Regions from separate parts of the Homo sapiens genome. Here region 1 is linked to region 2. The links are chromatin loops, found by intact Hi-C in ENCODE. Cell type or tissue: mammary epithelial cell. All regions are shown on one strand. Links, peaks and the distances in the headings refer to the core of each region. The heading gives the core; the rest is flanking DNA. Region 1 overlaps SLC47A1 (solute carrier family 47 member 1). Region 2 has its middle 5.4 kb from the start of ALDH3A1.

Evidence for each region. Hi-C counts contacts between places; a loop is a spot of excess contacts. Peaks named below come from ENCODE experiments on the same cell type or tissue, not always from the same donor. Only the 100,000 strongest peaks of a DNase experiment are listed, where the experiment ranks them.
Region 1: a loop joins it to region 2, with 3 times the contacts of the local background. A loop is called at or near these places in 2 of 110 quality-filtered maps.

What each region holds. Positions count from the first base shown.
Region 1 is chr17:19,574,069-19,580,727 of GRCh38, reverse strand. SLC47A1 (solute carrier family 47 member 1) reads right to left here. Exons shown (of 17, transcript NM_018242.3): 17 at 1,694-3,401. The coding sequence ends at 3,175. It also overlaps the pseudogene SLC47A1P1. Among named protein-coding and RNA genes, the nearest start is that of SNORA59B, 20 kb to the right of the region's middle. RefSeq lists an enhancer at 4,331-4,906. In mammary epithelial cell, for the core only: no CTCF peak of the experiment used is centred there; no DNase peak of the experiment used is centred there.
Region 2 is chr17:19,750,333-19,756,991 of GRCh38, reverse strand. It overlaps the pseudogene LOC441784. Among named protein-coding and RNA genes, the nearest start is that of ALDH3A1, 5.4 kb to the right of the region's middle. RefSeq lists enhancers at 922-1,161, 3,679-4,209, 3,062-4,261, 6,458-6,659 and a silencer at 1,962-2,101. In mammary epithelial cell, for the core only: CTCF peaks have their summits at 2,945 (motif pointing right) and 3,788; DNase peaks (open chromatin) are centred at 3,051 and 3,741; H3K27ac peaks cover 1,145 bases.

The DNA of each region.
Region 1 (6,659 bases), core at 2,109-4,608, 180 kb after region 2:
ATTACAGGCGTTAGCCACCGCGCCCCGCCCTGTGTGTTTGTTTTTGAGACAGGGTCTTGCTCTGTTGCCAAGGCCGGGGTGCAGTGGTGCGGTCTCAGCTCACTGCAGCCTCGATCTGCTGGGCTTAAGCGATCCTCCTGCTTCAGTCTCCCGAGTAGCTGGGACCATAGGCGGTGCCACCACGCTGGGATAATTTTTGTATTTTTAGTAGAGACGGGGGTCTTGCTATGCTGCCCAGGCTGGTCTCGAACTCCTGAGCTCAAGCGATCCTCCCACCTGGGCCTCCCAAAGCGCTGGGATTACAGTCGTGAGCCACAGCGCCTGGGGACACCGCTCAAATCCTAACCCTTGGCCGCCCGTCGGCTCCTACAGGGGCGAAATCAGGCACCCACCGTGACGGCGAGCGTGACAGCGTCCGGCTCGACCTTGCCCAGATGTCCACAGAAGATGGAGCTGACGAGGCTGATTATAAAGATCATCAACTGCGCAAGAAACTGCGGAGGCGCGGAAAGCAAGGCGCGTTCACAGCCGCCCTCCCTCCTGGAAGCCCGCGCCCACCCCTGCGCGGCGGCCGCTCCGGAGGCGTCGGGCTGGGCGTGAGGACGCCGCACTCACCACTGGGCCCGCGAGCGCCGCCAGCTCAGCCGCCTCCCCCCGCAGGTCCGGGGGCAGCGCACCCCGCAGGCCCCACAAGCCGTCACGCCATCCGAGGGCCCGGAGCCGCTATGGGGGCCGGTCCTTGGCGGCGGCGGGGAGCTCGGCGGGGACCGGGGCGTCGGCGGCCGCAGGGGCCTCCATGCGGAGGCTGGGAGCGGCTGGCGGCGGCGCGGGCGCGGGACCGCAGCGCGGTGTGGGGGTGAGGGGGGCGACCCGATCCCACCCAGCCCCGCCCCTCCCCGTCCCGGACCCGCTCCAGACGCCCAGGGCAATGGTCGCCGCCCGCAGAACTCTGGGGGAGGGCACCGGGAGGGCCCTTGGGGGCTTATGAAGGGGGCTCGGGGAAGGGGTCCCTGCGTGAGAGGACCCCTCGTGTGCTTTTGGATGACACGGGTTTTTATCAGGAGAGTTTGTAGGTCAGGTTGGAAGAGCAAAATGCCTAGAGGGTGGGCAGACAGGACTGAGCTGGTGATTCCATCCTCCCGCGGAGCACAGGGCTGGCGCTTTCTGGCATGCTTCTGGCCTGGGCTTGCTGCGGGTTCAGTGTTTCCGGGAGAGGAGGGGTCCTGCCTCGCAGGGACCCCAGCCTCCCTGCTCCTGGCGGCCCGGGGTGGCCTCCTGGCCGCGGCTATTTGTGGCTGGTGGTTGAAAGAACCTCCTCTTATCCCCAGGGGGTCCCTGCCCTACCTGGCAAGGGGAAGGGCAGGGAGTCCTGTGCGAGGGGAATGGAGACAGGGTTCGAGGGTTCCTGACGAGGAGCTGGGGAGGGGCCTCTGTGGTGTCTGCCCCCTGCCCCCAGGCCCAACCCCGAGGGCCACAGTGCAAGCCTTTACCTGCCTTCCTGGAGAATGGGCCTCGTGGCCCCAAGAACAAGGCACTGAGGGTAGAGATACCTTAAGGTGGCCCCAACCAAAATCAGCAGTTGGGTGTTTTTTACTCAAAGTAGGTAACTTTTCTGATTTTGTTATTTCAGGAAAAGGCCATGCCTAGAGCATTATATCCATCCTAGCACTAAGTCAAAAATGTAGAGGCAAAATCTCTATTTAATGTTTTATTTTGGAAGAAAGAATTGCATGTTCAGGGCATCCATGTAGACCAGTTGGTCCTCGGTATGTCGGAACAACACAGAGAAGGCTGGAGGTTTTATCAAAAGAAATGTCAGTATTGCTCTTTGAGAAAGTTTATTGGCACCAGGAAGGGTGTTGGGAGCTGGCAAGCTACAACTGGTGAGCAACCGGGCAGGCAAAATTATTCCTAGAGCTTCAGCAAGTTCTCTCAGCAGTTATGGACAAAGCTGGTCCCAGCTTACAGCACGCAGTTTCACCAGCTGGATGTGCAGAGAATTACATTACTAGATTAATGTTATGTGCCTGAGGTGCTTTTATCCCTGGCTTCTTGACTTTTGATTGGGTGTGATAAGAATGACTTAATTTGGTGTAATCCACTTTCACAGCACTGAGCATACTTAGTATGTACTGAGGGTTGCTGAATTAACGGTGTGTACCGCACCCCAGGAAGGCTTAATGAAGTAGGATTACTGCTTAAGCTAAGACCTTTATTAAAATTTTGTCCTCTGGCCAGTCGTGGTGGCTCATGCCTATAATCCCAACACTTTGGGAGGGCAAGGTGGAAGGATTGCTTGATCCCAGGAATTCAAGACCAGCCTGGGAAACAAAGGGTAGACCCTGGTATAAAAAATTAGCTAGGCGTGGTGGCACACGCCTGTGGTCTCAGCTACTCAGGAGGCTGAGGTGGGAGGATCACTTGAGCCCAGGAGGTTGAGGCTGCAGTACGTCACGCACACACCCCTACCAGGAATTATCAGTCTTTGTTTGGATTTCCACAGCTCGAAAGATTTCCCAACTGTTTTTCAGTGTCCACAGTGCCTAGATCTAGACCTCAAATGAAGATTAACAAATGCCAGCTGGGCATGGTGGCATACCCCTGTAGTCTCAGCTACTCTGGTGGCTGACACAGGAGGATTGCTTGAAGCCCAAGAGTTCGAGGCTGCAGTGAGCTATGATCGCACCACCGCACTCCAGCCTGCATGACAGAGCAAGACTTCCGTCTATTAAAAAAAAAATTAAAACAAAAACAAATACCATTTGCCCAGTGAATAGTAATCTAAGGCCCAAGGAAAGATATACTGTAAAATATATTTTACATAATTCAAGCAGTATGAATTCTTAAGCAGTTAGTTTATGGGTTTGTGTCTAAAAAAATAGCAGAAGTATCAAAGCCATTGGCCAATGCAGTCAGCACATTGATCCTTGCTTGGTTCAGATAGTGGTGAATTACTACTCATGTCATCTTTCAGACAGTGTCTTGGGCCACAATATAGCTTTTAACCTTAGTTGCTTTTTCTTTTTATAGAAAAATGTGTCTTTGCATTTCCAGCCCTCAAAATCCATGGGCACACCTGAATGACATTAACTCACAGTAAATTGTCACTGGTGGGCCTGTGAATTGTGTGTAAGCTCAAAAGCATCACTTGACCTGACTTTCTTTCCTACCACGTCACTGAATTCTGACATAGAATCTCACTAAAATCCCCACCAGCAAGATTAAGAAGACCCCCAGGAGCAGAAGCCCTCGCCGCAGCACCAGCTGTTTCCTGGACAATTTAGCGCCGTCCTGTGGATGTTCCGGCAAAGGTTCTTCTTGGCGCATCTGCTGATCTGACTGAGGCTCGCCTGTCTTTCCAACATCGTTCGTTAAAATTCCTTCAAGGTTTTCAGGGCACCCTGGGAGGAAAAAGGAACTTAGCAGCTTAAAAGGGATTTTTTTTTTCATTTTTATAAAGGGCTATGTATAAAAGGAATATGTGCTAATAGTGGAGAGAAAGTTAATTCAGGACACTATTGCTACAGTGAATAAATAAAAGAAATCTTATCGCAGAGTGCCCCTCCACTCACTCCTTCACGAACACCGATGATCCTACCAGCGCTGGCTTGGGTGCTCCAGGGAGCACTCTCCCAGGAGCTAGAGAAATAAGGTAGCCCTCTCCATTAAAATTCACAGGGAAGCCGGGCGCGGTGGCTCATGCCTGTAATCCCAGCACTTTGGGAGGCTGAGGCAGGCAGATCACCTGAGGTTGGGAGTTAGAGACCAGCCTGACCAATATGGAGAAACCCCGTCTCTACTAAAAATACAAAATTAGCCGGACATGGTGGCACATGCTTGTAATCCCAGCTACTCAGGAGGCTGAGGCAGTGAGGCAGGAGAATCGCTTGAACCCAGGAGGCAGAGGTTTGGGTGAGCCAAGATGGTGCCATTGCACTCTAGCCTGGGCAACAAGAGCAAAACTCCACTCCAAGGGAAAAAAAAAAAAGGATTCACAGGGGAAATTTTCAAGGAGCCAACACCCATCTAATAAGCATTTCAGAACAAAACACAAGGAGAAACAACCTAAGAAATAATTCAAGTCTGGGTGCGATGGCTCACGCCCGTAATTCCAACACTTTGGGATGCTGAGGTGGGAGAATCCCTTGAGCCCAGGAGTTCAAGACCAGCCTGGGCAACATAGTGATACCTCATCTCTACAAACAAAAACTTTGCTGGGCCTGATGGCGTATGCCTATAGTCCCAACTACTTGGGAGACTGAGGTGGGAGGATCACTTGAGCCCAGGATATCGAGGTGCAGTTAGCTATGATTGTGCTACTGCAGTCCAGCCTGAGTGACAGAGAGAGACCCAGTGTCAAAAAAAAAAAAAAAAAAGGAAGGAAGAAAGAATACAAGGCTATTCACAGAATGGGAGAAAGATGTGACCGTTCACATCAAAGGGCCTACTAAGTATTGAAGGATTGCAGAGAATTTCACCCCAAGATATGGCTCCCTGGTATAATGAGTATTTTAAATTAAAAACTCTTTGGAGATCAACAGGCCTTGAAAGAGACTTTTCCCCATCTACATAAAAGCCAGACAAACCCACCAAGAAGAACAATTGCCAAACCTTTTACAAAATAATGCCAGTCTCTCAGGTTCATTCAACTTCCAAAGGGAACCAGTCTGTCCACCCTGCCCCCAATCCATTCATTCTGCAAAATATTCAATCATTTTCCCTAGTACTCATTTACTATCCCTCAACAGAAGCACCAAATGCCCTATCTCCTCTCTCCCCTCTGAAAGTTGGTTATATGAGTGTTGGGCCTCACTGGGATGTTGGGTAATGACTGTGATTCTTCCCTTTTGCATGGTTAAATACATTTGTATGCCTTTTCTCTTATTCATCGGCCTTATTATAAGTTGATTTTTCAGTGAACCATCGGAGGGCAAGGGGATAGCTTCTCCTTCACCCCAACAGTTTCAAGCAGATAATGATTCACACCTAGACTTAGTCTCAAGACACTTCAGAACAGTAAGAGTAATAGGCCAGGCGTGGTGGTTCACACCTGTAATCCCAACACTTTGAGAGGCTAAAGCAGGAGGATTGCTTGAATCCAGAAGTTCAAGACCAACCTGGGCTGCAAAGCAAGACCTGGTCTCTACAAAAATATTAAAGAGTTAGCTGAGCATAGTGGCACGCACCTGTAATCCCAGCTACTCAGGAGGCTAAAACGGGAGGACTGTTTGAGCCTAGGAGTTTGAGACTGCAGTGAGCTATAATTGCACCACTGCACTCCAGCCTGGGTGACAGAACAAGACCCTATCTCAAAAAAAAAAAAAAAGGAATAATAATAAGAAAATGTCCTAAAAGCTTCCGAAGAGAAAAATGAAGGCATATTACATAATGGCACGAGAATAAGCTTGGCCATCCCACTTCCTAATGAGCATAAGTGGATGAATGTTAGGAATGTAGCAATATCCTCAGAGTTCTGAAAGAAAATCATTTTGGGCCGGGTGCAGTGGCTCATGCCTCTAATCCCAGCACTTTGGAAGGCTGAGACAGGCAGGTTGCTTGAGCCCAGGAGGTCAAGGCTGCAGTGAACCTTGATCGCACCACTGCACTCCAGCCTGGGTGACAGAGAAAGAGAGAAAGAGAGAAAAAGGGAGGGAGGGAGGGAGGGAGAAAAAGAAAATCATTTTGAACAGAATCATACCAGCTCACACTTAACAAAATGCTTTCCCTGGTCAGGCAGTTCTGGGTGCTTCTCAACCCCAACAGCGGTAGTATAAAAGTAAGTGCCATTGTTAGGCCGGGTGTGGTGGCTCACGCCTGTAATCCCAGTACTTTGGGAGGCCGAGCCAGGCGGATCACTTGAGGTCAGGAGTTCAAGAAAAGTCTGGCCAACATGGTGAAATCCCGTCTCTGCTAAAAATACAAATATTAGCAGGGTGTGGTGGTACACCACCGCACACACCTGTAATCCCAGCTACTCAGGAGGCTGAGGCAGGAGAATCACTTAAACCTGGGAGATAGAGGTTGCAGTGAAAACGAGCCACTGCACTCCAGCCTGGGCGACAGAGTGAGACTCAAAAACAACAACAGGGATAAGTGCTATTGTTATGCGGATTTCACAAATCAGGGAAATTGGCAAGATGGTAGAAAACATCCACCAACCCTTCCCTGAAGATCATTATAGAACCTCAATAAAACAAATTAAATATCATCTTGAAGGCATCAGAATGCAAACAATGTAATGAAGAGTCACCAGGGCAAGATCCAGGGACGAAGGAAACCCAGAGGGGCTGCCCAGCCTCTGAGGCTGCTTCACATCAGAGAGTTCATTCAGATCAGAGAGATGAGAGGATGCAGGTCAGAGAGACCTACATCCAGATCACATGACTGAGACGCTGACCAGGGCTTTGGCGACTTGGGTACCTACCAAGAATCAGGCCCTGGCAAACCTCTCTGTACTTGTGGTTAGAACCCCAAAGGGCTGCATCCAAGACTTAAGGATGAACCAGTCCAGGTGTGGTGGCTCACGCCTGTAATCCCAGCACTTTGGGGGGCCGAGGAGGGTGGATCACTTGTGGTCAGGAGTTCGAGACCAGCCTGACCAACGTGGTGAAACTCCATATCCACTAAAAATACAAAAATTAGCCAGGTATGGTGGTGGG
Region 2 (6,659 bases), core at 1,500-3,999:
GTAGGAAGAACTCACAGACAAGCCAGGGGAAGTGGAAGGAACAGCACTGGAGGCAAGAGGAAATAACCGGAGGAAGTAAACCGCTCCATACAGGGGGAAATTGAGAGGATAACCCCAAGTATTTCAGCCATTACACAAAGAGAGGCTGTCAGGATATTGTCTGAAAACAAGCCCTAGCTCTGCAGGATTGACGGGATGCATGCGGAACAGCAAGGTCGAGAAGGGCTGGGGGCGGTCCGTGTGTGGACAGATAAGACACAGACGTGGCGTGCCAGCAGTGTGAGCCACAGACAGGCGGACTTTCAGCTTAGAACATGTGATGATGAAAAGCAAATCTTATAAAGGAAAAAAGTCATAGACCCATATGGACTAAGCAAAATGATGGTTAAATACACAAAGCCAAAATTACTAGAATTGTAAGGAGAGCTTGATCCAAATACAGTTACAGTGGGCGATGTCAATACACAGCTCTCAGGCCAGTCAATAAAAAGGAATGATATAAAAGAATAACCAATACATTTGATTTAATAGGTGGAGATTCTTTTTTTTTCATGTGTGTAAAGTATAGTTGTTAAAACAGCAGAAACAGAGTAAAGAGGCCGTGGCTCCTCTGGGGCAGTGGCAGAGCAGGCCCCTGCATACTTACTTAGACCTGGGGAGGAAGGGCTCTATGCTCCAGCAGGTCTAGGGCTGGCAGGCAGGGAGGTGGGTTCTCACGTGTTGGCCCTCATGGCAAAGAATGGAGATCTGGTGGGGCTGATGGTGGGCTGGAGAAAGCCTGATCAAGATGTAGCTGTGGCCTCAGCCCCCTCCTCCAAGTCCCACACTGCAGGTAATCAGCAAAGAGAGCCCTGGCCCAGCACAGGACACGCCCCAGGTGGCGTTTTCACATGAGGCGGTCAAAGCACATGGCCAGCTCGTTGTCATCCAGCGCATTGCACATGGTGTGGTTGCGGTGCTCCAGCAGGAGGGCCAGGTAGAGGAACAGCATAAATGGGTTCCCCCAACCAGACTCCTGGGGTGGGGGCAGCCCCATTGGTGGTGTGGGTGGCAGGGACTTTCCAGGGTCTTTCTGGGAGCCTACCTCTCGCACCAAGGGGGAGCCGACAGCATGTCAGCAGTGGCAGACGCCTCCTGGGTGGATGGTGGAGATAAGGAAGATGGGGAACCAGGATGGGAAAAGGAGGAGAGCAGTGGGTCTGGGGAGTTTGGCAAAGGCTTGGAGAGGGACTTGGAGCTAATAAGGGTGGTTGGGTGGGGCAGCTGGACCAGAGGGTCCCTCCCGAAGCCCATGTTATCCCTGAGTTGCTGGAGGCCATCCAGGACGGCTTGTCTCAGGTGACACCCCCTGCTACCAGGCCCCTGGCTGGCTGTGGCCAGGTGGTCAATGGCATCTTCAAAGGTACTACCTCCTCCACTGGCAGGCCTTAGCATGTGCCTGTCACACGGGCTGCCCCCTGTGGCCACCAAAACCAGTGTCTGCCACTTAGCTGGGGGATCCAACCAGTTCTCCCTCATGTTCAGGAGGATCAGGGGACAGCGAACTTCAGGTGACCTCACACATGTAGAGGGCATCTTTGAAGGCGAACTCTCGCTTGAGCTCCAGCAGCAAATTCAGAGGAAAAGCAAACACTTTCACTCCTGTGTTATAATAGGAAAACAAAAATAAAGGACCTATATAGTTTAAGCACCAAAAGAAACTAGGAATTGATAGAAACGGAAATCAATGAGCTGGGAAACCAACACGCATCCCATTCATACTTCTTTTAGAGTGGATGAGCGACCCCACGCATGGACTGGTCTCTGCAAGCACTGATGAGACAGACCTGGGCACATCGTGATTTGCAGTTTCCCTGGGAAGGGGAATGGGGATAGCAGACACGTTCAAGACTAGGAATGAGAATAGAATTTGGAGAAAACCGTATTCCACACTCTGGCAATATGTTTGCAAACCTGGGGGGAAGGACTCCCCAGGATATGAGTCTCCTCAAGGGGATGCCAGGTCAGATTCTCGGGTGAAACCTGGCTCGATCACTCACTAGCTGTGTGACCTTATGCAAATCACTTAGCCTCTGTGTTCTTCAGTTCCTCATCTCTCATGGAAATAATGATAGTTTCTGCCTCTTGGGTGCTTGTGAGGACTAAAGGAGTTCATACATGGAAGTGCTCAGACCTGGCACATAGCAAAGGGTCAGGAAGGGGTGGAGTTGTTATTAAACGATGCTGGCACACAGGTTGTGCATCTGCAAAAAAAAAATACAACGTGTGGGCTGGGCGCGGTGGCTCACGCCTGTAATCCCAACGCTTTGGGAGGCCGAGGCAGATGGATCACAAGGTCAGGAGTTCAAGATTGGCCTGGCCAAGATGGTGAAACCCCATCTCAACTAAAAATACAAAAATTGGCCGGGCGTGGTGGCAGGTGCTTGTAGTCCCAGCTACTCAGGAGGCTGAGGCACAGAATTGCTTGAATCCGGGAGGCAGAGGTTGCAGTGAGCCGAGATCGTGCCACTGCACTCCAGCCTGGGTGACAGAGTGAGACTCTGTCTCAAAAAAAAAAAAAAAGGAAGAAAGAAAGAAAAAGAAAAAGAAAATCAATGTGCATTTCCATTTGCATTTGTAAAATCAACTCTTGATGGATTCAAAGTGAATAATAAAACAATAAAAATCTTAGCAGAAAATTAGGAATTAATCCTGGGGCAAGGAGTACCCTCCTAATCTAAACTAAAACAGGAGAGTTCTATTTAGCTTTATAAAAACTTTTATATAACAAAATATACCATAAATAAAGTCCGTGGATAAATGATAGATTCAGGAAAATACTAGTGATGCAGATGGCTGTAATATACAAAGAGCTCCTAGACACTGACAAGGAAAACACAAACCCTTCCAAGAAATGGGCAAATGCCAATGGCCATTGCACAGTGAGGAATGCACCAGCCACTAGGCGGCAGGGAAACGGCAGAGTGCCACACACTGCCAGGCCAGCTGGAACTACAACAGCCCCTTAGGGCCACCTTGGTGGATAGTCACCGGCAACACCTGTGAAGACTGACAAAGCCAGCATCCCTGGGATCTAACACGCAGAAATACACACGCCAAGACATGCAAAGCGGCCCATGGAGCATTGATCCAAAGTGGAAGGCAAAGTGGTCTCCCATCCACGGGGAACATTGTGGTTGCTTGCACATTCTACATGCTTACCACTGCTTTCACACGGCCATGAGGAGGAATGGACTCCAGCTCCCGGCCGCCCCGGAGGGAGTGGGGTCAGAAGATGCAGAAGAGGGTGCATGATGAGGCTCTGCTTTTAAAATGCTGACAGCTTCCAGTGTGTCATGTACATTTTTGTGTATGTCAAATAAGCACTGAGAAAAACTTAGGGAAAATATTGTGGATTACAGATGAGACACTCATATTGAGAAAGGGGCAAACCAAGTACGTACAAAAGAAAAAGTCTGAGCTAAACAATGTGTATTATGTTTGTAAAATTACATTTGTGTGATTATTGTGAAGAAACAAAACTTAAATTTTCTTTGCATTTTTCGAGTAAACATTATATTTCATGTGTGATGAGGGTGCATTCCGTGTCCGTTAAGATCCAGGACGGGGCTTCCCAGACCCCAAGAGACTGGCAGTACCAACCCAAGCGTGCCCTGGCATGTCCTCCTGGCATGCCCGCTGTGTCCCTTCCAGGATGGCCGGGGTGTGGGCTGGTCTGCAGAGGCTCTGCAGCTGGGGCTGCAGCCAGGCGGTGACTCAGGCAGGTTCCGCCTGGGCTAGGAGGGCCGGGCATTCCTGCTGTGAGGCTGCCCGTGCCTAACTCACCATGACTTGCACTTTGCTGCCATCCTGCCTGGCAGGCTGACTTAGCCAGGATGGCCCTAGTACCCACTTCCCCTCCAGCCAGCACTCATGCCTTCTGCCCCGCTAAGATGCCCTTTGTCCTGACTCGGCAGAGGCTTCCTGGGAGCCAGGGCCTGGGCCTGGGAGCCACAGCTTCCTGGGAGCAGGAAAGTCCAAGGGAGATGGGGTGAGGACTGGGGCCTCTGCAGCATCTTAGGGGAGGCTCCCCCTTGCTCGCACTCACCTCCGCTGGCTGCAAACCTGCAGCTTCTCTGACCCAAGGCACTATGACTGGCAGCAGATAAAGAGATGAAGAAGCCCCAGAAGTCCTTTCCTACAAGTCCCCAGAAGGTGTGGACACAGTGGGGAAATTGCCCCGGGCACAGCCAGTTCTGCTGACTTCATGCCTCTCCAAAGAGGGGCTTTGTAACAGTAACAGAGGGCTTTGTAACAGACTGACTGCTCTTGGCTGGGCACGGTGACTGGATTACAGCTCTCTGTGGCCTTCAACTCCTGGGCTCAAGCGATCCTCCCACCTCAGCTTCCCCGAGTAGCTGGGACTGCAGGTGCGTGCCACCACGCCCAGCAGATTTTTACATTTTTTGTAGAGATAGGGTCTTGCTTGGTCACCCAGGCTGGTCTCAAACTCCTGACCTCAGGTGATCTGCCCGCCTCTTCCTCCCAAAGTGCTGGGATTACAGGTGTGAGTCACCGTGCCTGGCTGAACACTAAGTCGTATTATTTCTACCTAAATATGTGTTTGTACGCACTAAGCAAGCTCTCTTTATTCCCCCACCTCCCCACCCTTCCCAGCCCTGGTAACCACCGATCTATTCTCTATCTTCATGAGATCCACTTGTTTGGCTCCCACACATGAGGGAGAACATGTGGCATTTGTCTTCCTGAGTCATAACACTTTTAACCAACGGGGAGGTCCCTGAGACCCACTGCCTAATTTTCTCCTTTCTACTCTCTCTTTTTTTTTTGAGACAGGGTCTACCTGGTCACTCTGTCCCCCAGGCTGGAGTGCACTGGCATGATTACAGCTCACTGAAGCCTCGACCTCCTGGGCTCAAGTGATCCTCCCGCTCAGCCTCTCAAGTAGCTGGGTGCATGCCACCACGCCCAGCTAATTTTTTTTTTTTTTTTTTTTTGAGATGGAGTCTCGCTCTGCCCTCATCCAAGTTGGAGTGCAGTGGCGCAATCTTGGCTCACTGCAACCTCCACCTCCCAGGTTCAAGCGATTCTCCTGCCTCAGCCTCCCGAGTAGCTGGGATTACAGGCATGCACCACCACGGCCAGCTAATTTTTGTATTTTAGTAGAGATGGGGTTTTACCATGTTGGCCAGGCTGGTCTTGAACTCCTGAGCTCAAGTGATCTGCCCGCCTCAACCTCCCAAAGTGCTGGGATTACAGGCGTGAGCCACCGCACCCAGCCTCCTTCCTTTTTTTTATTTTTTGTAGAGATGAGTCTCTCTATGTTGCCCAGGCTCCTTCTACTCGTATAAAGAAAGTGGTTTCCCCTCCCAACAACTATATCTAATCTAAATGTTCCTTGAAATTTAAGCAAACTCGCTATTCATTCATTCATTCATTCATTCAACACTTTTTTTGCTAGCTTTGGGTGAATTTGCTGAAAATCGTCTTGCTAAATGATTGCTTTTCCATCAGAGGGATGGTTAGGTGTAGTGGGCTGCTTCCGTATCTTCAGAGGTCTCCCTTGTGCCAGGATATGGTGCTGAACAAAAGTTGAGATCTCTGCCTTTGTGGACATTCCAGTCCAAGGGGGAATAAGGAGAGACATAGTCACACAAACAAAGATATGAACGCAGGTTGTGACAGGTTCCTGGAAGTAAGGAAGGTTTTATTTGAGAGGTGAGAGAGGTCAGGGAAGCTGAGATCTGAACATGGATAAGAGTTAGTCTGGTGCAGAGTGGAAGAAAAAGTGTCCCAGGGAGCAAGAACAGCATGTGCAAAGGCCTTGTGGTAGGAAATTGCCTGGTTAAGTCAAGGAATGCCAGCAGACTGGAGTGCAGTGAGAATGGTGGGAAGTGGTGCGAAGTGAGGCTGGCAAGGCAGCCAGGAGCCAGGCCAGGCAGGGGCTCACAGGCCATGGGAGGAAGCTTCCTGACAGCAAGGGGGTGCCACCCAAGGATGTGAATCAGGGGAGAGACATGCTCAGGTCCTTATCGTCCGCATGTCTCTCTGGCAGCCACTTGGAGAAGGCAGCTGAGCCTGACTCAAGGAGAGTAGGTAGAGGGCAAGAACAGTGGCCTGGGAGAGAGAGAGTGAGTGACAGCCCAGGTGAGGATGAGGCATTGGGGATGGAGTATTAGGACTTGCAAAGATTAACTCATGCTTGCAATCCCAGCACTTTGGGAGGCTGAGGCGGGAAGATGAATTGAGCCCAGGAGTTTGAGACCAGCCTGGGCAACATAATGAGACCCATCTCTACAAAACATTTAAAAATTAGCCAGGCATGGTGGTGGGTTCCTGTAGTCACAAGGTGGGAGGATCGCTTGAGCACCGGAATTCAAAGCTGCAGTGAGCCGTGATGGCACCACTGCACTCCAGCCTGGGCAACAGAGCAACACCCTGTCTCAAAAAAAAAAAAAAAAAAAGAAAAAAGAAAATCTGAAAAGCAAGTATCTGCAAGTTTCTAGCACAACCCACACTCCCACACTTTTGCCACTACTGAAACTATAACCAAAACCCAAACACGCAAACAAGGATTTTGTTCTTCGTAGATTTGAACTGCTTTTAGGCTCCTTGCTCTGACGCTTCCACCACTACTGCTGCCACTTTTGATGACACCC